Regions from separate parts of the Homo sapiens genome. Here region 2 is linked to region 1. A link is a loop called in an ENCODE intact Hi-C map of the cell type or tissue named here. Cell type or tissue: Calu3. All regions are shown on one strand. Each heading gives the region's core, and the rest is flanking DNA. Links, peaks and the distances in the headings are about the cores only.

Region 1 (15,819 bases), core at 4,640-12,639:
AGACAGAATGTGGTCTGTTTAAGCCTCTTTGTTTATACACTGAATGCAGTAATAATACTTTATTATTATGGTGAAAATGATTTTCCCTTCACGGTTATATTTTAGTGTCTTCAGAGCCTACTCATCTGACTGTATGACTGTTAGAAGGACAGGGACAATATACAATTTTCATGCTTTGTTCTGAATTACCTTATCCATAAAAGCAAAATAATATAGATTGCAAAGTTGAGCTACGGCCTCGTTTTTCTTTCTCTTTTAAGAATCCACCTCTTTTCAGAAGTACCTTGCCCGTATATGTTAGATACCTCACGTGTCTCATTTCCTGGAACTGTCCTTCAGAAATAAATCCCATGTATCAGATTTTAATATTGGGTGTATTCGCCTCTCAAACGTTTCCCTATATCATTGCTTTTCAGTCTGCTTTCATGTTGTAAATATTTTTGTTATACTGGTCCCCTTAGAATCAAATGACCATGAATATAGCCTCATGTTATCAATTTTGGAGGCCTATAAATTTTCACTGATATTCCCAGAAACTTAAATGAAGTTCTAATGGTGGAATTTCAGGCAAATTGCCAGACTGACATTAGAGAAACAGTTCTCAGTATGCTTTCCAAATTATACCACATAGATGTTGTCTTATTCTATTTGTTTCTAATATTCTTCCTGTCTTAAATCACATTCTAGTGCTGATGACTAAATCAAATTATGTAACTATAGCCTTAATCAGGACAGTTAAAGAGAACCGGAAAAAGAAGAGATTAAAAATAACTTTTACTTTATTTATTTATTATTTGTTTATTTTTAAATTTGTCTCTCTGCTTTAAAATAGTGAATTCTAGTAGAGATGATTTGCTTTACTTTTTTGGGCACCCATACAATACTACAAAAATTTACACTGAATTTCTATAAGGTGCTCCTTTCTAAAAGTATTAAATTTATTTTAAAAATTCTGGTAGTTTCTCCTATATTTTCAGGTGGTGTGCTGGACCTAGGAGCTTGTGTGTGTGCCCATGGGGCACATACACACCTCTGTGTGAGTCTGTTTGTACATGTAGTTGTAAACCCACCAATAGACACAGTGGACAGGCCAAAGCGTGGAGTAGAGAGGGAATAAAAGGCATGGCTGTGTGAGGTCACAGGCCCTTGGGCTCCTATGGATTCACTGAAAAAAAATCATTGCTATGAGGCAGCTTAATAGGAAAAAAGGCATATAATGTATTTAACATGTATTCACGGGAGGCTTCAGGAGGAAGACCCAACCTGACAATAAGATACAGAAGCTTATATACCATCCTAAAGCCACAGAAACAGTGCAGACTTAGAGCATGGCCAGAAACAGTCTACGTTGGTAAATCAGGTTTAGTGGCAAGACAGGTTATGAGAGAAAGGAAGAGGCCTGGGTAGCCAAGGTGGCCTTGTTATGCAGATGAAACCTCATAGGTTAGCAGTCCTCAAAAAGAATAGATGGTAACTGTTTCTTTTCAGACCTTTAAATGTGTCCAAATCCCAATCTCTCCTAGATCCCAGGGAAATGCCTAGAAAGAGGAGGCAGGGCTGCATTAATGAAGGCTCTCTACAGACGCAAACTTCTCCCTTCTCTGTCTGTTGGCTCTGGGGCAGCCATTTAAAAATATTCAAAAACCATATTTTAGGGTAAAATAGTTTTATTTCATTGAGCTTCTTTGTCAAAATAAATTAGCCACTCTGTTTCATTGATTTTGAAATCAATGCATTTGATGAGCATCCCCTAGGAATGTGGAGAGAGGACAGCGGCTGCTCATTACCTTATCTCTTTACCCTCCTACCCGCTCACCCCAGCTAGTCCACGAGGCTGCTGGCAGTGTCAGGCCAGTGTGCACCCTTGCTGAGTGCTCTCCTGAAAAATAGGAAAAATGTCACCAAGGAAATGTACCTGTAGAAAGCAGCACAATACAAATTTTAGTTATTCTATAACTAAATTGGATTGAGTAGTGTATGCTGCTTATCCCCACTTTAGAGGAGCAATTGGGTCAATTATTAGATTCAGGACCATGAAAAGAAAATAAATTTAAAACTTTTAGAAAGGAGAATGTTGTAGAACTTCGGTGCAAATTTTTAAACACATATGAATGTTAGGTTTTCTTATGGGTATTGAGATTATAAGAGCAAATACGAATTGCAAAGAAGAGTCTTAAATCTCTATTGAAAATAAGAGAAGAGACTCCTCACCTCCTCCCTTTTCCTTGAACATTTACTTTAGAAAACTTGTAATTGTAAGGGCTTTCCCTGTCCCTTTGAAATGTATGTAAATCTTTTTACAAGCTGAATAAGCTTCTTATCAGCTTTTATACCTTCCTCAAGATCTGGGAACCATGCCTTCGAAATGTATACATCAAGAGAGACAGCATCCTTATCTTCCAGTTTCTGTGAGAATGTAGGAGCCTAACTTAGGCAAGTTAGTCCAAGTTTCAAAACTGCCTCATCATAAAGCATGTGATGTTTAATTTTTCACTGGATAAAGCCAATTAGCAAGCATAGGTTGTCTCCCCAATCACCAAATAAATTTAGGATGAGCCATGAGTGACATATTGGGCTGTTATGTCCTCTTACTTGAAGACTAGTTATTGTTTATGTTGAGAACCTTCCTGTAATGGTTATATCTGCTTTACAATACAAAAGGATAAGCTTTCTTTCGGCCTTTGCTGTCTGCTAGAGGATTGCCTAGGATGCACATCATATTCTTGTTGAATGTTTTTTCTTTTTCTTTCTTTCTTTTTTTTTTGAGATGGAGTTTTGCTCTTGTTGCCCAGGCTGGAGTGCAATGGCGCAATCTTGGCTCACTGCAACCTCCGCCTCCTGGGTTCATGCCATTCTTCTGTCCCAGCCTCCTGAGTAGCTGGGATTACAGGCACATGCCACCACACCCAGCTAATTTTTGTATTTTAATAGAGATGGGATTTCATCATATTGGTCAGGCTGATTTCAAACTCCTGGCCTCAGGCTCGGCTGGTCTTGAACTCCTGACCTCAAGTGATCCACCTGTCTTGGCCTCCCAAAGTGCTGGGATTACAGGCGTGAGCCACCGCGCCTAGCCAAATGTTTTTTCAATAATATTTTGTTTTGTCTTCTACTCTTATGAAGAGGTTTTCTGGATTGGGAGGTGATTTTGTTTTTAATTATATTTCCCTAATGTTGTTTTGGGTAAAAGCTTTTAAAGTGTATGCTAATAATAGGTAATATTTATTTAGCAGTTAGCAACGTTTGGTTCTACATTTTTTTGTGGGCAATGTTTATAAGGTCATCAGCCAATAAGTTCTTAAACCAGGATTTGAACCAAAGCAGAATGGATCTCTGGCACACATGTTTCACAAGTAGCTGTACTACAGAAAGCATGGGTGAGTTCCAGTTCACCATTTATTGTTGAACCCATCAAAGTTAATATAAAAATAAAAATAAAATGACAAGTTTTAACGACAGTTCAATCCCAAATTAAAAAGACTAAAGAAACATTAAATCCACTGCATTTTTGTTGATTTACATAATAATAATATTTATTTATAATCAGCAGAATTCTCATCAAGATGGTGTATACTGTATTAGGTTATTTATGCATAATGTAGTGGTTGGAATTTCCACTTGTCTTAATAAGTTTGAAAGACAGTCTTTTTCCAAGTGAATTACTTTAATTTGTTGGCAGGCAAGTTGGGGCTGCAGGTAACTTCTAATTCTCTCACGCTTCATATATATATATATATATATATATATATATATACGTATATATGTATATATACACATATATGTGTATCTCATATATATATGAGATACATGTATATATATATATATATGTATCTCAACGCTTATATTGGTAAGGAAATTATGAAAGCATTGAGAAAATCCCCCTGTTACCTTCAGTTGATTGTAAATTTTACTAATCTAATTCTCTGCTGGGCTCCTAAAATCTTTTAGATTTTATTTTCCTTTTTAGTATGCCTGTAATAGCCTATAATTTTTAAGAAAAGTTTTTCTTATCTCCAATTCTAAACACGCATCTACCTCTACAAATATTTTCTAAAATATTATTCTATTCCTTTTCATTTCCAGGAATAATAACTCTAGCACAATATATCATTATTTAGAGTCAATTCTCATTATTTGAGGTAATCATCTTCTACAAAGTCCCCACAAATACCAAATTAGCAAATATTTATTGAACAAATATTTTATATATATATATAGTTAATTCATTAACATATATATATATATATATATATATATATATATATATATATATATATATATAGTTAATTCATTAACATAAACTCATGGCCAAAAGCACTATACCTCATGCCTAAATGAAGCTGTTCTAATACATGCATATTCGCCCTAAGGAACATCACAGCCTTCTTGCTTTTAGGGACACTAGACAATACTTCAGCACTATGCTTGGGGGCCATTTTAAATAAGAAAATCACCAGGAAAAAGCACAAAAATATAAAACATATAGCAATAAATGGACTATGAAAAGGACACTTGTTTACAGAATGGGAGTTGAAAAAAGAAGGCAGAGAGTCAGCTTGCTCAACCTCATCTGGGAACATGTGCCTTGGATGACTCATATTTTTATCTGCTGTGAGCCTGTTGTGAAAGCATTGTGAGTACTGACTTTGGTCAACAAGTACATGTTAGCAAGTAGATGAATTAAAAAATACAGCATCTGTGAGTAACTAGGACAGACTGTATTTGTTTATTTATTGATTTGTAATTTGTTTACTCTACTGCACTGTAAATTCCACTAGGGCAAAGAATATGAATGTTTTCCACTAAAACATTATTAGAACTGATGCTGAATAAAATATTAAAGACGCAGCTATGTTTGGCCTTGATAGTTAGCCAAATTCTGAAATTTGACTTCAGTTTTGGCCTCAGACTTAGGAAGACTGAATTACTGAATGACTGTTTCAACAATGGTTCTGAAATTTTTAGTCTCACCAGTGATAAATGATGATGAAATCAGGTTGTTTAGCATCAAACTTAATCAGCATAGCCTTTTCAGTAATGTGAGCAGAGTATGTCTTTGAGATTTATTGTTAATCTGATTATTCACTTTAAACATAGGCAAGTATGCAATATATATTGGAGCAAAAATCTCCTTATGTCCTTTACATATTGAAATTCTATCTTTGTTAAAGTAAACTGTATAGTTATTATTGCAATAGTACAATCCTGCAATAATTAATGATACTTATAAAAGTTGTGCACTTTATATTCACAGTAATTATTAACTTTCAAACAGTTACATAGATCCTCAGTATGAGTATCAAAAGAAAGTCATACTGAATAACTTTATGAAAAATCTGCTAAATAACTTTATGAAAACTATCCTTTCAAAATAACAACATTTTTATATATTTAAATAATATAGACAGAAAATTAAGTGATCAATTTGTTTAGTTGCATACTATACTAGTATTTTAATAATAAACACATGATATTTAAGAACTGCACTTACTTTTTAATTCCTTGATTCAATTTAAGTCGTGTGTCATGAGTCTTGGGCATGAGTATAGAGAAGTAATCACTTCATTAAGGATATTATATGTTCTTCTAAGGGGCTTGGATTTTATTCTGAAGGGAATAAAGAGTCTGTGAAGCATTTAAAGAAAGGGATGTTGTGAACAGATCCAAATTTTACATTGATCACTTTGCTTTATGTAAAGGACAAATTTAATTTGACTGAGGAAAGATTCTGGGGTACCAATTATTAAATTATGCAATTACCAGTTAAAACATGATGGAAATGGTTATTCTGGGGAAATGTTTTGGAGATAAAATTAACATGTCTTAGTCTTTTATTTCATTTAAAATAAAGGAATAAATCAAAGATGATTTCATATTCTGACTTGTGTGACAAAGTGTATGATAATTTTATTCATTGAGATTAGATTAAAATCAGAAAAACCTAGTTTAGAGCAATTTGAAGTTTCCAGTTTTGAGCTTATTAATTATGAGGTATTAGTGGAAAGCCAATGAATATGTTTAGGAGTGTTATTTATGAATGTAGAACTTAAAAAGTGTTCAGAATATAGACAGAAATATAGATTGGAGAGTTGCCAACCTATAATTATTTAAATAATTAAAGTGAATTAAACAAATAATAACAAACATAAACAACAGTTGGGTAAGGTCATCCTGCCATCTAAGACATAAGCAGAAAGCATGTATAAAAGTGATTGAATTAAAACATCCTTCAGAGAAACATAAGAATGATGAGCATATGGTATCATGAATGTTGTTAGAGAGAGCAGAGAGTCTGAAGCATCGGAAAGAGCCAGAAAGTAACCATAGACGGTTTCATTGGATTGAGCAATAAGACAGGAACTGGAAATTTTGGACAGAATTGTTTCCACCAATGGTTAGGGGTAGGGATAAAGACAAAACTTCAGTGAAGTAAGGAGTGGGAAATCCAAAAGTCGATATCCCAAATATACCATTCTTATTCAGTATGTTTGCCTAAGAAAAATGGAAAGAGTTCCTAATCTTTGAATTTTTCTCTGATGTTTCTAGTATTGTTTTTTTCTTTTTCTTTCGTCTGTCACCAGTCTATTCCGGTTTCCCATTACCTCTAGCCTCAGCTACTCTAGTAAACTGTTAATTGGTTTCTCAAATTCTAGTTCTCACCTTAGCACTGAACCTACTGCTTTAGATTAATGTTTCTAAAATGTTGCCTTCATCATGTGATCTGCTTAAAAATATTCAGCATCTCCTCATTTTCCATGGAATTCAGGTCAGTCTTTTTAGTATCCCATTGAGGATCTTTAAAAATTTGATCCTAGACTACTTTTCCAGAATTATCTTCAGTAGTGTTCTGTATGTAACTTTTGGCCCAACAAAATTCATTTCTTTGCTCTATGTTCTGCAGACACATTCAGCCTTTATCTTTCTGCCTTTGCTTATACTAACTCAATTTTATGTCTCAAAATTTTACACAGTCTCCAAATATTAATTATTTCATACAGTCTTTCCTGATTTCCACTTTTGGGTTCATTTGGAAACTGATTTATAGCTTTTATAGGGCACTTACCATTTAATCTCTTATAGTATGTTGTTGGCTCCTTGGAGACAGAGAGCTATGTCTGTATACACACACATGCACACACATACACATATGTAGATCTGTATCTGAGCTATATTAGAGTCTTCTTTGTGTTCCCTACAGGGCCTAAATAGTGTTCCTTGGAGAGAAAATTACCCTGGGAATGAATAAACAAGAGCAATGCAAATGGTAAGAAGGGGAAGGGTGGTCTTTATCTTTCTAACTCAACAAAAATCCCTGTAGATTAAAGTTGTTATGAAGACAATATCCTAATCATTCAAGACACCTGTATGAAGGTTATGTTTCCTGAAATTTTCTTATATTGTTACATTGGATGATGATACTGTTAGACATATTTGTGTAAACACTTATGTTGGCCTGGAAGAAAAATAGAAGTTCACCCATTATTATTGCCTCTCCCTTTGAAGTGGCATAACCAGGCCTGTCTGTACCGCCATGGCAAAAGCAACATGCAACCCCCACTTCTGGGCTCTTCTTGGCCCTTTGCACCCACTAGATATACCCATGTTTTGGTGGTAACTTGTCCGCCTTTCTTCTGGTAACAGCAACACATATTTTTCTATGGAAACCCATTCTTTCCCACTCTTACTCTATATGGCTCTGGCTTGGCTAATGACAACCCACTCTCCCCAACTCGAAAATAAGCATGTGACCCAGACTTTGCTAACTAAAGCATCACAGCTTGTCAGCAAATGCATGACCCAGACAATCTCAGAACTTTAGTTGAAAAAATATACACCTGAAAAGCTAAATTTTCTAAAGTTACAGAGTATGTGTTTGAAGTTATTTTGTTCTTATCCCATTGTGGGGAGATTTGTCTTAGAAAAAAGGTGTTACAGAGGAAATCAGAGCAGACTTGAAGACAGATTGCCTAATGACATCTGAGCACCTGGATTGTGCTTTAACTGTATCTAAATGTGAGACACTAATTTATCTTTTGTGTTAGTTTCTTTTACATTAGATTCTTGCAGCCCTGGAAATCCTAAATAATAATCATGGCAATACTACATTTATAAGACTAAAAGATAGGAACTCAAGAAAAATTTGGTCATAGCAGTTGGTGAAAAAGTGAATTTAAGAGAAGTGACAAAAAGAACTACTTGGGGTAAGACCTATGAAGTATCTTAATAATTTTCTTTAAAATGTACAATAGTAGTTACTTTAAAAGAGAGAGGAATACCAAGGAGACTAGAATAATACAGAAAACCACAGGGCTCTCTGTAATTCTGTATCTCCATGCAAGGGCCTGCATTGTTTATCACAGTATCTACAGTTCCTATCAAACAGGGTAAATGTTTGATGAACGAATACCCTAATCTAAGAGGCCTGGGCATACTGCCAACTACCTAGAAAATTCAGAGGGAAGAAGAAAATTGTTATAGAGAAACAGAGCTCAAGAAATATTAACATCATATTTTCCTGAGAGAGAGAGAGTAAGCACAAATGTATCCCACTGCACCATGTGGTATAAGCTCAGGGGGTTACATAAAGGAAAGGAATCTGGTGTTTCAGGGTGTTAGTTTGTTCTGTGCAATGTTTTTAAAGTAAACTCTAGAGTAATTTTGTGATTTAAGAAGAAACTATTAGAATCTTAGGATGGTGAGAAAAGATAGATAAACATGTACTTATTAAGGGAAATAGTGAGTTTAATTTGGCCAATTAGTTATTTCATTGCATTCATTGGAGAATTCAATCTAATGAAGAATATGCCTAGGAAAATAATAAGATAAGAGTCTATACTGGGTTCAATAAAAATCTGGGGACTTAGATGAAGAGAGACTTTATTCAAAGACTACTGCAGTAGGAAGAGCTCTCTGATCTCAGAAATCTGCAAGTGCCTCAAAATCAAACACAAAGGCTTACTTAAAAAAAATAGGGAAGAGTGAGCAAGGATAACAGAAATTTTAAGGTGACACCTGGCAAGTGAGAAAAGGTGAGTACACAGCATGATGGGTCCAGACTGACAGTAAAGGTGTCCTCTCTGTGGTCAGCAGTTCTTCAGATGAGCTGTTTAGGGGACATGGCATTCAAGAATCAAAAGAGAATCAGCAAATAATTAATAAGAGGAAATTGATGCTCCAGCAAACCCTCTGAATATATTGCTCTGCCAGTGTAAAGAGCACTCTGAATTTGTGTGTCTTGACCCCATGCTATGATTGAATAATAGTATCCTAACAATAATAATATAAAATAATAATCAGAACCAACAAATATTGAAAACTGTATGTCAGGCACATTATAAGTCCTTTACCTGTGTAATTTAATCTTACAGTCATCAAATGAGGTATTCTTTTTTCTCAATTTTACAAAACAGGGAACTGAGAAACAGGTTAAATATTGGACAAACGCCATACTTTACCCATAACTAGTATTAGATGTCAAGAAAAGGAGAACAGATATAGATAGATATTTTTGGGAGATATTTTGCTGAGGGTATGGTAAAGCCTGAAAAAATGTTTCTAATCTACTGCAGAAAATCCTCTCTGATGACCAAATATTTCATATCCCCAGATTCAGCATCTAGTCCAGGTTCATTGCTGGGCATTATTAAGAAAAAAATATCAAAATTGGAATTAATGGATAATATGGTTTGGCTCCATTTCCCCACCCAAATCTCACGTTGAATTATAATCCTGAATGTTGGAGAGGTGATTGGATCATGAGGACAGACATCCCCCTTGCTGTTCTTTTGATAATGACTGAGTTCTCACAAGATCTGGTTTTTAAAATTGTGTGGCACGTCCCCCTTTATTCTTTCTTGCCCCTGCTGGCCATGTGATGACATGCTTGCTTCTCCTTTGCCTTTCGCCCTGATTGTAAATTTTCCAAGGCCTCCCCAGCCATGCCTCCTGTACAGCCTGTGGAACTGTGAGTCAATTAAATATCTTTTCTTCATAAATTACCCAGTCTCAGGCAGTTCTTTATAGCAGTGTGAAAATAGACTAATATAAGGACAAAAATGACTTCAGATTTAAAAAATGTACTAAAACATGTAAAATATCCATACAGGAATTATTAAATTCTAGGGAGGTGTCTGTGTACCTTTGTTTGACTTATTTCCTATTGATAAAAATGCTCTGTGAAGCTATATGTTAACTTGTAGATTTTTGTTCAGTTCAGATAAAACTGATTTTTGTGCGGTAGAAAAGATAACCTAGGAGATTACAGTTTTATTGTCCTAAATGATATTACAAGTTTTGTAACAACTTTGCAATAATATTTTAACATTAACTTTTTAATTGGAAATAAATATTCACTGTCTCAAATTCTTCTTTGTACCAGGATACTATCTCACTTGAAAATTATACTTTCAGCATATGTTGACTGCATTTACTTATTTTGACTTCCCTTTTTAAACATGTCACTTTCTTTAGGGCATACTTTTTTTTTTTTTTTTTTTTTTTTTTTGAGACAGAGTCTTTCTCTGTCACCCAGGCTGGAGTGTAGTGGCATGATCTCAGCTCGGTGCAACCTCTGCTTCCCAGGTTCAAGGGATTCTTCTGCCTCAGCCTCCCAAGTAGCTGGGACTACAGGCATGCACAATCATGCCCGGCTAATGTTTGTAATTTTAGTAGAGAACAGGCACGCACAACCATGTCCGGCTAATGTTTATATTTTTAGTAGACATGGGATTTCACTATTTTGGCTAGGCTGGTCTTGAACTCCTAACCTCAAGTCATCCACCTGTCTTGGCCTCCAAAAGTGCTGGGATTACAGGCATGAGCCACCACACCTGGCCAGGGTATACCTTTTTTTAGATGAATTAATATCTATGACTACGATACAGCTGAACTTATAGGCTAGGAGATATCCTTTAACTTTACTCAGGATATTTACTTAATTAGTTTAATTCATAGGACTTTATTTCTCTCCCTCAAGTTAAAATCTCTATCCTTTCTAAAATTAGGATATGAATATGAAACATTTATAAATGAATTTCAACAAGCTATTTAGAAATTATAGTGTAGTAGTCTTGAACTGGGGCCGAGGAAGCTGCATTTTAGTAAGCACGAGGTGTCTTACACTTATTGTGGCAACTCAAAAGTCCTGCTTGTCCGTCGACCTGGTCTGAATTGTTGCTGTTTCTTATTTAATGATATCCAGAGTAGTTATCTTGTCAGTGCAACTGAAGTAGTAACTGTTTCATTGGATCAATGGGTCTCCTTGTGAGTAGCCTCACGCTTATAGAGGCCAGTATTTAAACCACGTCATTGAATATGAAAAAATTGCTGTCTATCTGGTAATCTTGGGTTTGGTTTGGATCTACACTGGGCAAGGGGTATGAATAGAGATGTGGTTTTTGTAGCAGATTGACTGTTAATGTCTGAATGTTCAATCCATGTGGGAGGCTACAGTATCAATACACAGATAAAATGCAGGTTTAGTCTCAGCTGATTGTATCAGACTATAAGGACCAGGATCAGGCAATGATTTCACGCAGTGCCACAACCAGCAAGATATTCTTGCCTCTCATCCCAGGGAATGACTGCTCGCATCTCTTCTGGATTTAAGCAGTTCTTTAGGTTTGAATGACTAGGGCTAATAAGTTCCTGTTTCTCTACAGAGCAAGGCAGAATTTTCTGTGTAAAGAGAATTGCCCTGGAAGTCTAGTTCCTCTGGAATGTTCTCATGGTTAAAGTCAAACATTTATTACATTCTTCTAACATTACTAGTTTTTACTGTTGCCCCATAGCATTATTTTGAAAAAGTTAATTCTTAACAGGAATTTATGACTTCATTTTCCATAAGTGAAAACAAAAATACCTTGTCAGCCATTATTTAATACAATTTCCCAGCTTTTCTTATTTGGTTCTTTTTAGAATTAAAAAAAAAAGCCTTATCTCTGAAAATACGGCCCTAATATTTATAGAAAACATGATATGGAAATTGTTACTAGCTTGGACATAAAGCAGTAGAATAAAAACTATTCATTTAAAAGATAATCATTTCTTTTCTTTTCTTTTTTTTTTTTTTTTTTTTTGAGATGGAGTCTCGCTCTGTCACCTAGGCTGGTAGGCTGGAGTGGAGTAAAAGTGGCACGATCTCAGTTTGCTGCAACCTCTGCCTCCTGGGTTCAAGCTATTCTCCCTGCCTCAGCCTCCTGAGTAGCTGGGATTACAGGCACCCGCCACCATGCCTAGCTAATTTTTGTATTTTTAGTAGAGATGGGGTTTTACCATGTTGGCCAGGCTGGTCTCAAACTCCTGGCCTCAAGTGATCCACCCACCTCGGCCTCCCAAAGTGCTGGGATTACAGGTGTGAGCCACCGTCCCTGGCCATCATTAATTTTTGTACAAGTGTAGAAAAATATAACAGAGGACTGAGAGCTATAAAACCTAGACATTGAATTGAATAAGTGCTAAATTTTCTTTGAGGGCAATTTTTACTAATTTACAATTCCAAACTTTTCCAAACTTCCAAAACTTTTCTCTTTATGTACTCAGTAATTTGTTAGCAGGCTGTATTTTTCACTTTTATGTATACCTTACCAAATGAGGTCCAGAGACAATATGTATCTTTCCATTTTATTTTTATAATATCCATACTGACTAAATAGTCCAATCAGGAAAAACAACAGACCTAACTTTTAGCTACTATTTTTTTCCCATTTAATTTATGTTTGTCTTGCAGAACAAATCCAAAATTTCCCTTTCTTTCTTTCTTTTTTTGCTTTCTTTACTATTTGAGTCATTACACTCTTGAATTGACTTATTTTGTCTCTGTGTATATTATACCCTAACTGTTTATTTTTTAGTAATAGTCAAATGGTTGAAAACTGAAAAAATAAAGGAGGAGGATAACTTATGCCAATCACTGGTACCTCAGTAGAGCTCACCCCCTACTATTCTGCCTTTGCATCAAATAGACAAATTATTCACTTGGCTGGTTCTGCTAGTATCCATGAATCTGAATTTTCTTCAGAATTTTGGCTTATGCTGGGCGTGAGATCATTATACATTTTAACTGCTTATTATGTCCTCTTGTTTGTGGCAACCTGAGTGCACAAATGGTCTATTTGTTGAGGCTGAAAATAGAAATACCAGCAGGGAAGACAAATACTAGGACCTGAATAGGATCTCTGGGGATTTCTGACTAACACACTATCTCTGCCATGAAAGTATTCTGGAAGGGAATATCTAGTCTTTCTCTATGATTTTACATCAAGAGGCCAGGAATGAATCCTAACTATTAACCCATCAACAGGTATTTAGTAAGCACTGAATATTACTTATTTCATTCATTCAGCAACTGCTTACATACTAGGGCCTAAATGTGGCTGGATGGTTAAATCATAAGCTTTGGTGTCAAATTGCGTAGGTTGAAATCCTCTTTCTGCCACTTAGCATTTATAAAACTTGGGTGATTCACTTAAATTGCCTTGGTTCTTTAGAAACATCTCATGTGTCACAGAAACAAATTACATTTATAGTATCTAGCACGTGAAAGCACTCAACAAATGTGTGCTATTGTATTATGTGCAAAAGATCATGCCTAGGAAATGTGAGGGATCCAAAGTTCCTGCAGAAACTCTCCTATCTCTAGTAGTTTAGGGTTTAAAAAGGAAACAGACAAGAATAATACCTGTCATCTCAGCACTGCTGGTAGCTTTATCTTTTACTTCTTGTCCATCTTAAAGTCTGATCTGCTTTTTGTGGCATTCATCTTGCTTCTCACCACAAAACATTTCCAAAGTTATTGGTAATTAGTGTCATTTTTTAAAGTTTCCTTGAGGAGATGGAGAAGACATTCACATGGCACATGAAAAAGCCTCTAGTAAGCCATTTATCTTCTTTCTGAAGTTTTTCTTTTTAGCTACGTAAGTGCCAGGTCTTCACTTTCAATATTCTCTTCTACAGTGCCTATAAATTTCCTTTCTAATCAAGGAGAATCTGCTTTTGTGCCCTGTCTGCACACTCCACTGGGCAAAATAAAATTCCAAAAAATTAGCAAATATTATCTCTTTATCCAGATTAGGTAAGCAAGATAAAAAGTGCTGTAACAAGGAAAGAAATAACTGTGTGTGACTTCATAGATAGAAAAGTATATTTCTGACTGGAATGCTGAGGGCTTTTAGGGGAAATTCCATTGGACTGTGAAAATTGAGTATGATTTGGACATGTGGAAATGAATGGGTGGAGGATGGGAAATGAGAGAAGAGAGACAGGTATTTAAAATGGAAAGAACAAGAACAGTGTGGGAGCAGGGCAAAATGCTGTGGTTGTGATCTATCTATCTATATCTATATATCTATTATGTGCTTATTGCATATATAAGAACATAATATATGTGATATGAAGATATATATGAAACATAAGTGCTATGTATATATGTGCAGATATGTAAGCACATAATATATGTGATATAAGCATATTTAAGCACATATCACATGTATCGATAATATATGTGATATTATAATGTAATGCTTGACATTCTCTCTCTCTATATGTGTGTATATATGGACATATATACACATATATATGGACATATATACACACATATATATGGACATATATACACACATATATGGACATATATACACACATATATATGGACATATATACACACATATATATGGACATATATACACACATATATATGGACATATATACACACATATATATGGACATATATACACACATATATATGGACATATATATACACATATATATGGACATATATATACACATATATGTGGACATATATACACATATATATGGACACATATACACATATATATGGACATATATACACACATATATCTGGACATATATACACACATATATATGGACATATATACACACATATATATGGACATATATACATCCATATATGTATGTGTATATATATCCATATATATCCATATATATCCATGGATATATATATATCCATATATATCCATGGATATATATTCATCCATATATATCCATGGATATATATTCATCCATATATATCCATGGATATATATTTATCCATATATATCCATGGATATATATTTATCCATATATATCCATGGATATGTATAATCCATATATATCTATGGATATGTATATATCCATATATATCCATATATATATATCCATGGATATATATATATCCATATATATCCATGGATATATATATATCCATATATATCCATGGATATATATATATCCATATATATCCATATATATCTATCCATGGATATATATATATCCATATATATATATATCCATGGATATATATATATCCATATAGATATCCATGGATATATACATATCCATATATATATCCATATATATCCATGGATATATATATATTCATGGATATATATATATCCATATATATATATCCATATATATGGACATATATACATCCATATATATATGTGTGTATATATATCCATATATATGGACATATATATACATATATACATGGACATATATATACACACATATATATGGACATATATATGTCCATATATATGGACTTATATATATATACACACATATATATGGACATATATATACACACACACACACATATATATATATGCAGTTCAGCCAAGCATTACATTATTCAATATAAGCTAGCATTGCAGTAGAGAGATAAGACTTACTTAAAGAAAATAATTCAAGAATATTACAAGGCAGTGGGTGAATGCTTAGTGATATGGGACAGTGAGTTCAGAGGAGGGAGAGGTATGTGTGGATGTACTGATCTAGCTTTGAAGGGTGGTAAAAGTA
Region 2 (15,819 bases), core at 4,332-12,331, 290 kb before region 1:
CAGTAGTTCTTGATGTTTTTATACCTGTGGCACAGTTTCAAAATATATTTTGCTAGCATGATTGAAAACTATAGTTATTGGACTTTTCACTTGGTTGCTCTTTCCCCCAAGTTCCGTATTAGAGTGGAACTGCTGAATGCCCTGCCTCCTTTTCCTCTTTCTTATGCACGTGTGAGGCACCATGCGCATATATTCTGGTTCTCTGTTGCCTGCTTGTTATTACCTTTTGCCTTTGACTGTAACATGTAATCATGTAAGTGTTTTATCAGCTCTGCCCTCCCAGCTTAGTGTTCCGTCTGAAAGATAGGCATATAGAGCTGTTTTTGAGCCTGTTTGTTGCAAAAACAAATTTTACATGGGGATCAACATTTTTGAAAGCATACCTATGAAGACTCCACAGTACACTGGAGTAGCAAGGCTCATGGATTGAGAAATGATTAACTATAACATGGGTAGAGTCATGGAATAGAAGATATATGCATTTTTGCATTTATAGATAGCAGAAAACAATAGGGATGGTCATAATTCCTCAGTGAGATGAACAAATTATGAGTTCTAAGAAGATGCATGTACACACACACATACACATATAATGAACAAAATTTAAGTCATTTAGATGCTAGATGGGGAAAGATTTGATTTAAAAGCAAGTCATGTAAGTCTATTAAAATATAGTGTAATGTGAATTTTTGTGAATGGAAGTACGAGTTCTCAATCAAGTTACAAAGAAATATCATGCGCCCTAGTGATTATATTTTATCTTGAGTGTCTGCTATTTGAAATTTCAGCAAGCTGGAATATTTCCAGATGAGAGACTGAGGAACCTGAAGGAGTTGAAAAACCAGATTAAGTTTGACAATGGTTGGAGGATCTAGAGATGTTTGGTCTGAGTAAGGGAAGACTTACTAGAGAGAGGATTAGAGTTCTGAAGCAATGCTGCTCAATGGATAGATTATTTGAGCTACAGATGCCATCACATATGTGATTTTAAATGTTCTAATAGTCACATTAAAAAGTAAAAAAAGATAAAATTAACTTTAATCACATATTTTATTTGATGCAATATAAAATATTTCACTAGGTAATCCATTAAAAATATTAATGTGGTATTTTACCCTCTTTGTTTTTGTTCTAAGTGTTCCAAATCTTGTGTGTGTTTTACACATAGAATACACCTCAGTTTTAACCAGTCATGTTTTAAGTTTTCAGTAGCTACCTTGTGGATAGTGCCTACTGTATTGGATAGCACAGTTCTAGAGTGTTTGAATGATTGTCACATGGAAAGGAAATTTGTCTTTTGAACTGACATTGATAGACCAAAATATAAAAGAGCAGATTTAACTCAGTTTTCAACACACGTTAGTTGGGTGAAAAATGAATGCCTCTGTGTGTGGTATTGAGCTATCTTTTACTGGACTTGCTGAAGCAAAGACTGAATGATCATCTTTCAAGGAAGTGGTAGAGGGGATAGTGAGTAGAATATTCAATTGATGAATTTAAAATAGAATAAAATTATGTGTCTCACAAATATAAAATGAACACATGTCAAAATTTTTATTTAACTCATTAATTAATGAGAAAACCTGTAGTATTACAACAAATTCAGAAGAGAACTCAAAATGCCACATAGTTATAGTCAGATTAGGAATGATGAAATTAGTAAGTGGATTTAAAACTACAAAACTGGTTGGTATCCAGGAAGTAATGATTATAGTCCACTGGACATAATTTGCATTTCTAAGAATAGGAGTTATTTGTATTATTCTCAGTTTTGTAAAGTAGCCTAGCCCACAAAAGATGGTGATAACCACGATGGAAGAATTAGTCAGGACGACCACTAAATTTCAGAATTTTATTTTCCACAAACAGTGTGAGGGGTGATGGTCTGAATTGAGGTGTTGTCAGTTAGGATGGAGGGCAGTGGGTTCTATGCCTGCAGTATGAGAATAGATACTGTGCAAATGGATAAAGAAAGTGTAAGACAAATTACAACCTAATGTAGATAGAGTTCACGTTGAGTCAAGGCTCTCTCTCCTTTTCTTATTTATAGTGTGATGTGTCTTTTCTGTGATTCAAAATAAAATATTTAGAACCTAGACTTTGTGCATCTTCCTCTACTCATTGGTGACTGCTAGACATTCTTTTCTTAGAGTTCTGTTTCCTGTGTATTAAGACTTTGAGAGGTATTAAGATGCCATGACACATACACAAATAAACATTTAAATCTCTGTCAGCTCAAACTTTCTCAAATCAAAAATTGAATAAATTTCAGAAAAATAAATAGAAACATGAATGAAAACACAAAACATATGCATATAAATTGCTCACCCAGATCACAGAATCAAGCAGGTAAGGAACAGAACCACAGAAGTTCTGCAAGTTGAATAACTAAGCCAAACAAGGGCAGCAGATTAAACAACAAAATTTAAGGGCACTTCAGAAAAACGACCTTTAAACATAAGAAGATGGAAATGCTTTATGGAATTTAGATGTGGTGAGAATAATTGTTGCCCCTACTTCACCAGTCTTGGCAGTGAAAAAAGAATGCAGAAATCTTCAACTTAAGTTGTGATTTTGTAGAATCTCACTAGTCGTATTCATGTAAAAGTAGTTTTGTGATATTCCTATTAAATAGTATAATGGAAAATTTATGGATGTGTTTATTCTGGGATTTTTTAATACCATTTGATGCCCTGGTTTAAATTCAAAATTGTACTGACAATATATCACTTTGTTGGGAATCACTTTGCTTAAACTTCATTAAGAGCCTGTAAAGGAAAATGGAAGCTCTGTAAACATTCAGGAATAAGGAGCCAGTATTCTTTATTAGTTCTTTACTCGTATCATTTAATGAGATTTACAGAACACTTATAGACTACACAATGCACTTAGGCAGGAAATTTTATAGAAGGATAGTTTGATTTCTGAATCTTACTCTTGTATTTAAAATCACGCAATAAAATGGAGGGAAGGAACTTAAAATATGCATTATTAAGATGATTAGAGTTTTTAAGATTTTATTTCACTTTAATTTTATTTTTACCATTGTAGCATGGCATCATTGATGAACTGAGCACATAGTATAATGGTGCTGACATGTAGGAATGATTCCCCAAGGAATTTATACCACCTTAAACCAGAGTGCAATAGGGCATCAGCTCTTTGCTGAATCCACTAGAGTGGAATTATTTTATAGACATGCCAGCACTGTTGGTCTCCATAGTGATTTTTTAGGGTGTCCATTCAGTAGTGGGCCAGAACCGTAAGCCCTGTGTCTCTATTTACACATCTGGAATTTACCCTTTCAGTTACATTTTTACCATTAGAACTTTAATGCAAACTACCATGATCTCTCTTATATATTAGCCTCATTGGCTCTTAACTAGACTTCCTCCATGTGTGCCTCCCTACAAACTGTTGTTTACACAGTACCTGGAATGTCACTTTCCTGCGTAAAACCAGTAGTGGCTTCTTTCTGTTGCATTTACAATCAAATCCAAACTCCTTACCCTGGCCCGTCTCTTCTTCTCCCCCATTGCTCTACCATGCTCCACTCTCACGGTCCTTATTTTGGCAACTTAAGCATGCTAAGTTCATTTCTACCTTAGGAATTTTGTACTGGAATGTTCTTCCTTGGGCCTTCAGATGGCAGGTTGTCATTCCTGTATCAGTCTAAAATGCAGATTTATCAGGGAAGTGTTCTCAGACTAACATATCTGAGGTGGCCTTCTAGTCACTTCCTATTACTTCTCTGTTCAGCCCTTTCATTTTTGGAATAATTTTTTTTGTGTATTTTAAATGTATGTTTGTAAAATTTATACAAAAATTGTCTGTCTACCTATCTATGTTTAATTTTTTAGTCTGACTCTTACACAATTTCCCCACGATCTAAGCTCCATGGGATCAGAGTTCATGTCTGTCTTGTTCACTACAAAAAAATCCAGTAACATAGAAGCTTCTTCACAAATATTGAATCCATGAATGGATGGCTAAGAACATCAGATATTACATCAGATGGGCCTGCAGTAAATTCTCAGCTCTTCTTCTTACTTGCTGTACGACATTGGGCAAATGGCACAGTCTCACCACAGCTGTTTTAGTTTCATTAAATAAAGACAATAATGATACCTATCTTTATGGTCATTATGAAAACAAAACCCAACAAATACAAAGTGTTGAGGCCACTACCTCTTACTCATTAAAAAAAAAAAAAAGAAATTCACAGTAAATCACAGCTGTGGTTCTACGATTATTCATCCCACATCTATCTCTGTTTTAGCAGCCATTGCCCTGTAAAGTTGTCTGGATTAGGTTAACACAGTAAAGCTCTAAATATTCTGTAGGTTATCAAGGAGTTTTAAAAAATAGACTTTATTTTCTAGAGCAATTTTAGGCTCACAGCAGAATTGAGTGGAAAGTATAGAGTATCTGTATACCCTCTGTATACATAATCCATGCATACATAGCGTTTTCCACTATCAACATCTGTCACCAGAGTGGTACATTTATTTCAATCAATGAAGCTACACTGACACATAATCACCCAAAGTTCATAGTTTACATTAGGGCTGGTAAGCCTAATGTACTTGGTGTTGTACATTCTAGGGGATTTGGCAAATGTTTAATGGCATGTATCCACTGCTATGGTATCATACAGAATAGTTTCTCTGCCCTAAAACAATCCTTTGTGCTCTGCCTACTGGGGATTTTTAAATTCAAAAATGTGTTTCTTCATTTTGGGAGCTAGACAGTATTAGTCCAAATTTGGTTTATACAAAAACAAAGAAATTTCTATAAGTAATTGAAGTTGTTAATTAAATAAATTAATAAGAAAGCAGTGGAGTGAGTAAATGAATAAATCTCATCCATGAGTAACGAGACTTATTCAGACCAGGCTCAATCTGGATATGTGAGAATGTAGAGACATATTTCAAAACCTGCTTTTGAATGAAAGAGTGGCTAGAAAGTTGTCACAGGAGAGGAGACAGTCTACTATGTGAGTGGGTGTCTTTCTCCAGCATGCTATGTGCAGTTCTAAAGTGCTGCTCATTCTTTCATTTATTTATTTATTTATTTATTTATTTATTTATTTATTTATGTATTTATTTATTTATTTATTTTTTGAGACAGAGTTTCGTTCTTGTTACCCAGGCTAGAGTGCAATGGTGCAATCTCGGCTCACTGCAACCTCTGCCTCCTGGGTTCAAGAAATTCTCCTGCCACTGCCTCCCAAGTAGCTGGGATTACAGGCGTGTGCCACCGCGCCTGGCTAATTTTGTATTTTCAGTAGAGACGGGGTTTCACCATGTTGGCCATGCTGGTCTTGACCTCCTGACCTCAGGTGATCCACCTGCCTCAGCCTCCCAAAGTGCTGGGATTACAGGTGTGAGCCACTGTGCCCAGCCGTGTTCATTCATTTTTTTTTTTTTTATTATAGTTTAAGTTCTGGGCTACATGTGCAGAACGTGCAAGTTTGTTACATAGGTATACATGTGCCATGGTGGTTTGCTGCACCCATCAACTCGTCATCTAGCTTTTAAGCCCCGCATGCATTAGGTATTTGTCCTGATGCTCTCCCTCCCCTGGTCCCCCACCCCCTCCGACAAGCCCCAGTGTGTGATGTTCTCCTCCCTGTGTCCGTGTGTTCTCATTGTTCAACTCTCATGCATGAGAACATGCAATGTTTGGTTTTCTGTTCCTGTGTTAGTTTGCTGAGGATGATGGCTTCCAGCTTCATCTATGTCCCTTCAAAGGACATGAACTCATTCTTTTTTATGGCTGCATAGTATTTCATGGTGTATATGTGCCACATTTTCTTTATCCAGTCTATCATTGATGGGCATTTGGGTTGGTTCTAAGTCTTTGCTATTGTGAACACTGCTGCAATAAACATATGTATGCATGTGTCTTTATAGTAGAATGACTTATAATCCTTAGGGTATATACCCAGTAATGGGATTGCTGGGTCAAATGGTATTTCTAGTTCTAGATCCTTGAGGAATTGCCACACTGTCTTCCATAATGTTTGAACTAACCTATACTCCCACCAACAGTGTAAAAGCATACCTATTTCTCCACATCCTCTCCAGCATCTGTTGTTTCCTGACTTTTTAATGATCACCATTCTAACTGGCATGAGATGGTATCTCATTGTGGTTTTGATTTGCGTAAACTTTTAACAATTATAAAAATGGCTGAATTTTGCATTGAAATCCTGAGAAACTATACAAAACAATTGAATTATTAGAGAAGATATCAGATTATAAAAATCAAATAAAATTCTGTGGACAGAGAAAATTAAATAAATAAGAAAAGACATTAAAAGATAATTTAAATAGAAATACTAGATGCAAACACTTTTAATCCAAGTGGAAAAACGTAAGAAAGGAAAATATGTTTTAATTATGAGTACTACAAGAAGTTTGGATTTGCTTTCAGGCTGCAAGTAACTTTTGCTTCAGTATATCCCTTACTGTCAAAAGGGAAATGTTCAGTCAAAAGATAAATGTTCTAAAATTTGTCATTTTAAACACCACTAATAAGCTATGGCATAAATTTTGACTAAATGTGCTTTGATAGATATTTTTAGGGGTCAGTATTTAGTCAAAGATTACATATGTTGTTTTAAACAGTTTTCTCATTGAGTGGTTTGATCATGAAGTTGTTAATCATTTACTAAAAATATACAAAGAAATAAAATTTATTAAGTCATTTAGAACACCATGTTATTAGGGTCACTTAGAATACCATGTTATTTTTAGTAGAAATTGATTTCTAGTAATTCCATAAATCATATTAAATTACAATTGTACATTATAATCATTATCTATGATTAATTTATAGCTAGTTTAATGTGATATGTGTGATTAGAGCCCTAAACTGAGTGATGTCCCTAAAGTTAATTATGTCACGTGGAATTGCAGTCTTTACAGGTGCTATGGGATAAAAAGCCTGGCCTGGATGTTCTGTGCCAGTAACTAAGAAAAAATGATAATGGTTTGGAGTCTAAATACTGTCATTTTTTTCAGATGAAATAAGGAGAAAATGCCAACTGATTTCTATTTAAAAAAGTAAGTAGATGGTGACTGTTTCATGCTGAAAGGGGCTCGCTTAGTTTTAACTAATTATATTAATAAATCCTGTCAGATATATAAGCCTGTCTCAATCCACCTTTTTAAGTTTTCTTTAATTCCTATATTAGACAGAAATGGCAACGTTAATGCTGGAGTAAGAAGCACCTCCAAAAATTTTAGAAACTTGACTTACGATTTTTTGCTCACACTACATGCCCAACATGGGCCAGCAGGGAGCTCTGCTCATCTCTCAACCAGGCTCAGAGCAACTCCATTGCAACAAAGCTTCCGTGATCATCTTAGCTGGAAGACGGGGTGAGACTTACACTGGATCTTAGAGCTACTGCCTGGAATTGACACTTCTGTTACCATTTCAATGAAAATACATGGCTGGGCCTAAGTTCAAAGTGGACAGGGAAAGGCAGTTCTGCCATGTGCCTGGAAGGTAGAGAGCCAGAAGTATATGGTGAATAGCACAGCTGCTCACTTTGTGAGGTCTTAGGCCTGGGTTGTTGCTGGCATGCCAGGGATGTATGCCACAGGTAACAAAAGAAAAGAAAATGCCTAAGATTTATGATTTATGATAAACAGTGACCTCACTTTAATATATATCATTATCTTGTGAACAGTGTGGCTTTTTAAATAATGTAGGATGTGTTAGATCAGTCATTAGAAAAGTCATCTGGAGATGGCGACATTATCTTTCTTCATGTTAATAGGCAGAAAGATCTCAGTGTCACCAGGACAAGAACAGATCACAGGCTGTTTTGAAATAGGAGTACACAGCTGAGCACAATGTAGGCGCTCTAAGACTAATGAAAGAATCAAATCAGGTGTGTGAGTGATTCAGCAAGAAGTTGAATTAGAGCCAGCTGCTTCGTCTGAGTTGGGTTAAGTCAGAGGGGGAGGGTTGATATTGGGTAATCAGAACAAAACGAGCTGGAGGGCCAGCCACCTGCTTAGTCGGAGTAAGAATGCCTGCAGAGACCTGGACCAGAGTGGGCAGAATGGAGGTAGGTTAGAGGCTGGTCTGGGATACTGGGACAGGCAAGTGTATAGTCAGCTTGTTGATATTGAGAGAAGGTAATATCTTAGCCTTTTCAAAATTTACTAGTTTATCAGAGGTAAGAATGTGTTTTTTTAGGTGCTGGAACTCTCCAAATTTGACTCAAGATGCAGAAACTGCTTTAATGTTAACAAGAAAGTTCCTTGGAAGGTGAATAGGAATTGAATTCTTCAAATTCTTGTGGATGTGCTCACAGGAATGGCATATGTTTGGATCTCAAAATTAGATAAAATTGAGAGACTTAGTCAGTTGGGGTGGGATTGAGGGAGTACATTTATCTCATAGAAACAATGTTTTATTAATGTTTGATGGGAACTCTTGAAGTTGATAATGTTTTAAGTGGTGAGTGATAGACTGGATCAAAGTAATTATTACAGTGTAAGACATTATGCAGTCTACCTTTTTAAATTGCAAGTATTTTCCTCCTCTTTGGTTTATCTGATTACATATAACAGTGAATAAGGAATTTCATTTTATATTCATATTATATAGTATTATATAAGAACACCAAGTAGGTAAGGTAGCTTATTTTTTTTTTAACTATTCATGATTAAACCTATGTAAAGGCTAATTTTCTCAAACCAGTTAACAGTTAATTGACTGGCGGCAGAAGGAGAGAGGGTATCAGAACCAACTGGAGAACATTAGCTCTCCCTTAAGAACAATAGCACACCAGTCTCACTTTTTAATGTGATAGAAACAGTACCATTATTGCCCTTTTGCTATTTGTAAAATGGAGGCTTTAAGGCTTTAATTCTTTTTTTTTTTTAAATTATACTTTAAGTTCTGGGTTACATGTGCAGAATGTGCAGTTTTGTTACATAGGTATAAACGTGCCTGTTTTTTTTTTTGTTTTTTTTTGTGTTTTTTTGTTTTTGAGATGGAGTCTCACTCTGCCGCCCGAGCTGGAGTACAGTGGTGTGATCTCGGCTCACTGCAACCTCCACCACCTGGGTTCAAGCGATTCTCCTGTCTCAGCTTCCCGAATAGCTGGGACAACAGGTGCGTACCACCACACCCAGCTAACTTTGTATTTTTAGTAAAGATGGGGGTTTCACCATGTTGGCCAGGCTGTTCTCGAACTCTTGACCTCAGGTGATCTGCGTGCTTCAGCCTAATTTTTAAGAAATCCTTTAAGTAACTCTTTAAGCACACTGTTTCCCATAAAATAGGAAATGTTTGGTTTGTAAGAAATGTGTCTATATGATATTACATCTGTGGCTTTCAAAATAAGGATTCTTAATGAGAGTTTTGCATTGTGTAGACTTTTATTTTAAAACTAAACTACCTTAATATGATCACTTGATCTGGTCTTTAACTTATCCCTTCCATAATTTTTCATCAATACTAATGCACATTTGTTTTTTTTAAATTAAGAACACAGGTTCTTTGGTCTGCATTATTAATAAACTTCTTTATGTTCAGAAATGGGTAGAAAATATTAGATTTTGCTCCATATCATGTTTCTAATAACATGACAACTTGACGTAAATCTTTGTTTATAACTGTATTACGTCAAGTTGGAATGCTTCAAAATCAATATAATCACAAGGGTATATCACTAAGGAACTTTCACTGTGACGTCTGTACATTCTTGAAAAGAGGACTTTATTATTTTGATACATTAGGTATTTTGTACATCATAATTTTATTTATGTATCCTATTCATTTGAAGTATACATGTCATGATAGATATTTTTATATAATATATTCCCTTATGTATGTTAATGGGCTTAAAGTTTTATGGTAATATTTAAACACACATTTAATTGTGTTATTTTATTATCATACATGGGACATAAATAATTTTAATGGTTATTTAAACATTTAATAAAATGCAACAAACCTCCATATCTATAATTAAGAGGTTTTGGGAAGCCAGTAGTATGTGGAATTATTTACACTTGTGCTATCAATTATGAACGTTCCTCATTTAGCTCCGAACACTGGAGCTAGCAGATGATGGCATGACCTAGAGACCCTGCGGCAGGCCCATTTACCTCCTCCATCTAGACAAATGATTAAAGGCTTCATCAGTCTTTTAAGGAGCTATTTCAAAATCATGGTCCTTCATGCATTAAAAAACAGAATATTTTCAGAATATATTTCAGTTTTAAACAGAATATTAATGTGACAATAAAGAGGAGATTTAAATTGCAGTAAAATGAAGTTATTTCCAGTATTTTTAATTTAAATCAAAGTCCATGGTGGCTGTAGGGTTTTACATTTTTTTCATGGTTATGACTAGTATTGTCTCATCACGTGGAACAGAAATTGGTGTATGGGAAAAGCATATGGGGAGGGTAGTAGGGTAATGGATTTGAAGGAGATAGGAACAGATGTTAAATAGAGATTTCCCCTAGAGTTCCATTATATATGATAGTTCCAGTTGTCCCAGTCTGTCTACTTCATATAATTTATCTTCTACACATTTTTTTGGAAATCAGCCTCATGGCACCCCTTCCAGGAAGCCTTCTATGACCTTCAGGACTGGTTTAGGGTTTGTAATTATATAAAACCATAAATATTTTATTTTTCCTCTATCCTCCATACCTAACCACACTCAAAATATTATAACTGCTTGCTTTCTAGATGTATACTTCCTTAGGCAAAAATTGTATCCTATTCAACAGTGATAAATCCATAGTTATTGTATAATAATTGTTCAATGAATGAATGATTCTCATTCAGCCTGGGAGAACTGACTGGACTGTGTGTACTGGGTTGCAGTATGTTTGGTTTTAAGTAGGGGTAGCACTGGGGAAAAAGACAATGTGGTTGAGGATTAAAAGACAGGACATTTGAAAAGGAATTCTTCCTATTGGTGCTTTTGTATTTTAGAGTAGCAGAAAGTATTTTTGACAAGAAATCAGAATTTCTGAGTTCTGATTCTTAGTGGCATCTGCACCTGTTTAATGTTGGACAAGGCTGCTAACTTCTCTGGGCATCAGTTTCTGCACTTGTAAAAAGAAGGATCTTGACTATTTCCAGGGTTTCTTTGAGCACCTATATACAGGTTATTATTATATCAAAAGGACATTGATATCAACGACAGGACTGGCTTCTAATCTGAGTGAGCCTCCTCTTGAATTGAGAGTGGGTAGTATTGCCTCATTTTGTCAAATGTCAATTAAAAAAAACCTTGAAGCAGAAAACATTGAGGACCTTCCTGATTTGTGGCCTAAGGAATGTTTCTCATTCCTTATTATTTTCAGAGATTCCGAAACGGAAATTATGATTGGGTTGCTCCTGAAGCAAAGATCTGAAGACTTCAGGAAGGGGAACTTCCAGTATACCCTGAATTTCAGACTAAGCAGAAATGGGGTTATAATTTACTGTAGATGAACTACACTGGATAAGGAGAAGGTGAATTAGGCATAATTGCTACTGTAACAGAGAGATCAGATGATATAATAAGTTAAAGAACAAATGTATGATTTTCTTTCTTTCACATTTGTCCAAGAATGGTATCTTCCACCCAGTCATTCAGGGACTCGGGTTACTTTCGAGTCATTGCTCTATTCTAGGGTCTTTTGTGATCTGTTTGGTTAAAGCTGGGTTGCTGCAAATTCATGGTTTCAGTAGAGACATGGATGGGAGATTCTTGGGGGAGAAATGAATGCAGAGAAACACATGTGCAATGTTTTAAAGTTTAAGCCTGAAAATAACATATATCCTTCTGGATATGGTTCATACTTAGAAGCAAGGGGAATTGGGGAATGTAATCTCAGCTATGTTTTCAGGAAAAAAGGGAGAATAGATTTTGATGGATAGCTTGAAATCTCTACTGATTTTATGACTTTCAGTAGAAAAAGTGGTCAAATGCATTAAGAATGCAATTTAAATCATCATTGTACATTTTTGACTCATTATGTTATAAATACATATAGTTCAATAGCTAAATATATTTATAGAACATCCATACAGTAGAATGCTATGTAGTCTTTAACATGCTTTTGTAAAAGAGTAGCTAATGGAATGGAAATCAGTACACAATATGTAGTTCACTTTAGCAGTCATGGAAAAAGTTAAGAAATAATGAGTTTTTGTAAAAAATATAATTTGGATAAGCATAGCAAAGAGATGAGAGAGATAAAGTTTAAAATGTTAATGTTTGTTGTCTTCAGTGGTAGAATATAAGTGATATTTTGTTTCTGTGTTTTTCTATTTATGTATCCATACTTAAAAAATTTTCTCCATTAGACATATTTAGACAATAAGCAAAATCAATACATATTTATATTAAAAATGAGATTTTTAAAATAATGATCCAGAAGAAGTTAAATTTATCTACACTCAACTTCAGCTACTGATTCTGGTAGAATTAATAATCTCTTTGGTCAAAAGCAGCCAGATAGACTTATAGTCTCCCAAAGAATATATGCCAGAAAACTTGGCATATAGAAATAAATGGTAATTGTACCTTATGGTCCTCTTGACCTGTTTAATAGTAAAGCAAATGCATATTGTAGCATATTTGTACAAATTCTTATGAGAAAGCCCATAAAAGCACATAAATGTCTTGCTTCTCATAATCAGAAAAGCAAAATGTCTGAAATGAATGCAGCATTTAAAAGATAAAACTCCCCACTTTAATCCTAATGACTGAGTTGGTTAAAAAATTTAACCACGTATTATTTATTTGCCCTGAGTTAGGGTTCCAGATTACTTTTGATCACAACCAAATTAAATAAGAAAACAAACTTTTAATCACAAGCAATGTTGTCTTCCCCTGGTAATGGGATATATATGCACTTTTTAAGGCCATTTTTCTACATGATTATGACAAGTAGTCATTGTAAGTCTTATTTTCATTTTTCAATTAATCAGGGTGAGTTCATTTTCCTTTATATACCTAAAGTAAAAAGATATTTAAAAAAAAGAAGCCTTGACATTACTATCAGTATTCTCTCTCTTCATTGTCAAGTTGTGATACATGTCCATTTGGAGTGTACATTATGTGATCTATGTCCATGGGGCTGTGCATAGAAATATGTCAATTTACACCTAAAATAATCTGGTTGGCATTCCAGTTACTTACTGGCCCTTCTCTCCTCTCATTAAAAGAAACTGTCCTCTAACCTGCGGCTATTACCAGGTTTGTTGTGCATTTGTTCTTGCCTGTGTAGTCCCTGGAATGTTCCTCCAGTGCATTGTTGGGCTTTGGCCATGGTTCACCTCTAGTATCTCGGGGCCATTATTCCTTAGGCAAGTGCCTATTCTTTGCCAGAGCCAAGAGATGGGGCGTGCCAGCCTTTTCTATATTTTTGCTTCCTGATTCTTTTAATCTCACAGGATTTTGGGATGCCCTGAATTTTACCTTTAGTCTTGTGTCAGTATTTGCTCAAATCTGCTACTTGGCATTACCTTATGGCTTAGCTTTTGGGAAGCTGAACGTAAGTGCATATGGACTTTCACATCATGCAAATGTTATTGATGACACAGAATGCCTGGTGCGGGCTGTGAATAATTTAGGGAGCCTCTCCCATTTATTCACACATTTCAGTCATGTGTTCAGAAAGCAGGTACAGTACGGAAGATACTTCAGAATTATAGGTCATATTTGAGAGCCTTTTATCATTCTTCAGCCATAGATGAACTTCATGATTTGCAAGAAATTTTGGCACTGCCTTATCATATTCAAATAACTTGGAATAACAGAAATTACATGTAAGAAAAAAAACAAAACCCTGCCTGAGACAAATAACTTTAATACTGTTCTTTGCAATTAATCTTACCTGTATAGCTATGAGCCAATTTGCTTACCAAAATCAAAATAGACTTATGAACTACTAATATTGGTCTTACAGAAACTACTTCATCTTATTAGAGCTTGCTGATCTTTCTTGTGAGGGCACATATTTGTTACATGGGGCTTGCTTGATTTTTCTACCATTCTATTCCAGGAAAAATAATAAAATGGGTATATGTGCAGTGAAAGCTGAGTTGGAGGTGGCAATTTGGAGACTGTTTTATTTATCTTAAAACTCAAGCTTATAGCTTCATTGCCACTTTTTGTTTGTTTTTTGAGACAGGATCTCACTGTGTCACCCAGGCTGGAATGCAGTAGTGTGATCCTAGCTCATTGCAGCCTTGAACTCCTGGGCTCAAGTGATCCTCCCACCTCAGCCTTTTGAACAGCTAGGACTACAAGCATCCACCACCATGCCTGGCTAGTTATTTTTTTAAAATATTTTTGTTTTTTGTAGAGATGGGGGTCTCACCCTGTTGCCTAGGCTGGTCTCAAACCCATAGCTTCAAGCGCCTCCTGCCTCAGCTTCCCAGAGTGCTGGGATTATAGGCGTGAGCGACCATGTCTGACTCATCACCACATTTTTTTTGTTTGAGGTTTAAGCACAATTTGTACACAACTGATTATGTGAAACAGTAAGGGCCTGTAAATATATTGAAATAAAAATAAGTAAAAGGCCATAATGTTGCTTCTGAAAATAGTATCTTCTGCAAGCAGTGCACAGAGGTTGAGTTTGTGAACTGCATCAATAAAATTGTAATTGTCTTAGGGCTCTCCAGAGAAGCGAAAGCTCCAGTTGAAGTCTGAAGGCCTGAGAACCAGCAGAACCAGTGGGGTAGTTCCCATCTAAGGGCTGGCAGGCCTGAGACCCAGGAAAAGCTGATGCTTCAGGTAGATCTCAAAGGCAAGAAAAAAATTGATGCCTTAGTTCAAAGACCATCAGACAAGAGAAAGTCTCTCTTTTGCAAGAGAGGTCAAATTTTTGTTCTCTTTGGACTCTATTAGTGGATGATTAATATATTTCTCCACATTAGGAAGGGTGATCTTTATTACTCAAAGTACCAAATTAAATGTTAAGCTCATACAAGAATATGAAAATATAAGAATACCCTCACAGAAATACCTGGAATAATGGTTGACCAAATGTCTGGGTATCTTTCAGCCCAGTCAACCTTTTTTTTTTTTCTTTTAGACCAGGCCTGGCTCTGTCGCCCTGGCTGGAGTGCAGTAGTGCAATCTTGGCTCAGTGCATCCTCAGCTTCCAGGGCTCAAGTGAATGTCCTGCTTCAACCTCCTGAGTAGCTGAGACTGCAGATATATGCCACCATGCATGGCTAATTTTTACTTTTTTTTTTTTTATACAGATGGGGGTCTCACTATGTTGCCCCAGCTTGTTTTGAACTCCTGGGCTCAACTGATCCTATTGCCTTGGCTTCCCAAAGTGCTGGGATTACAGGCATGAGCCACTGAGCCTGGCCTTTAACCCCAGTCAACTAGACACATAAAATTCATTATCACAATCATCAGCATTTGGCTTAGGAGTTGAAGAGACTTTCACTGGTTACTATTAGAGGACATAAATACTGTAAGACCTTGGTGGTAACATCAGCTGTAAGAAACAATAGAAACAAAACTGATCAAAATATACTTTATGTCTTCCATTGACCTGGGTTGGAAGTGAACTTCAAAACAGTGTTGCAAATGTGCAGTTTGGGAGCTGCAGCTGCAATTAGCTAGTTACAATTCAGAAGCATTTTTTCTTTTCCTTTAATGGCAAACTTATAAAATTTGACTATTATTTTTAAAAGCAGTTAATTTTCCTGTAATAGTGTAGTATTGAAAATAGTTAAATATTATTATTTCACAAGTTTTGGACTTAAGATATACTCTTATCTCAGAAATTTTATTCTGTGAAGGTGATATTTAGC

What was found. Peaks named below come from ENCODE experiments on the same cell type or tissue, not always from the same donor. Only the 100,000 strongest peaks of a DNase experiment are listed, where the experiment ranks them.
Region 2: a loop joins it to region 1, with 3 times the contacts of the local background. A loop is called at or near these places in 4 of 110 quality-filtered maps.

The regions. Positions count from the first base shown.
Region 1 is chr10:57,692,765-57,708,583 of GRCh38, reverse strand. It overlaps LOC105378314 (a long non-coding RNA gene), which reads left to right. Exons shown (of 3, transcript XR_001747454.1): 2 at 7,199-7,264; 3 at 8,043-8,591. Among named protein-coding and RNA genes, the nearest start is that of MIR3924, 400 kb to the right of the region's middle. RefSeq lists an enhancer at 1,186-1,719. In Calu3, for the core only: no CTCF peak of the experiment used is centred there; a DNase peak (open chromatin) is centred at 8,433.
Region 2 is chr10:57,985,018-58,000,836 of GRCh38, reverse strand. No RefSeq gene overlaps it. Among named protein-coding and RNA genes, the nearest start is that of IPMK, 270 kb to the left of the region's middle. In Calu3, for the core only: a CTCF peak has its summit at 7,343 (motif pointing right); DNase peaks (open chromatin) are centred at 7,426 and 7,986.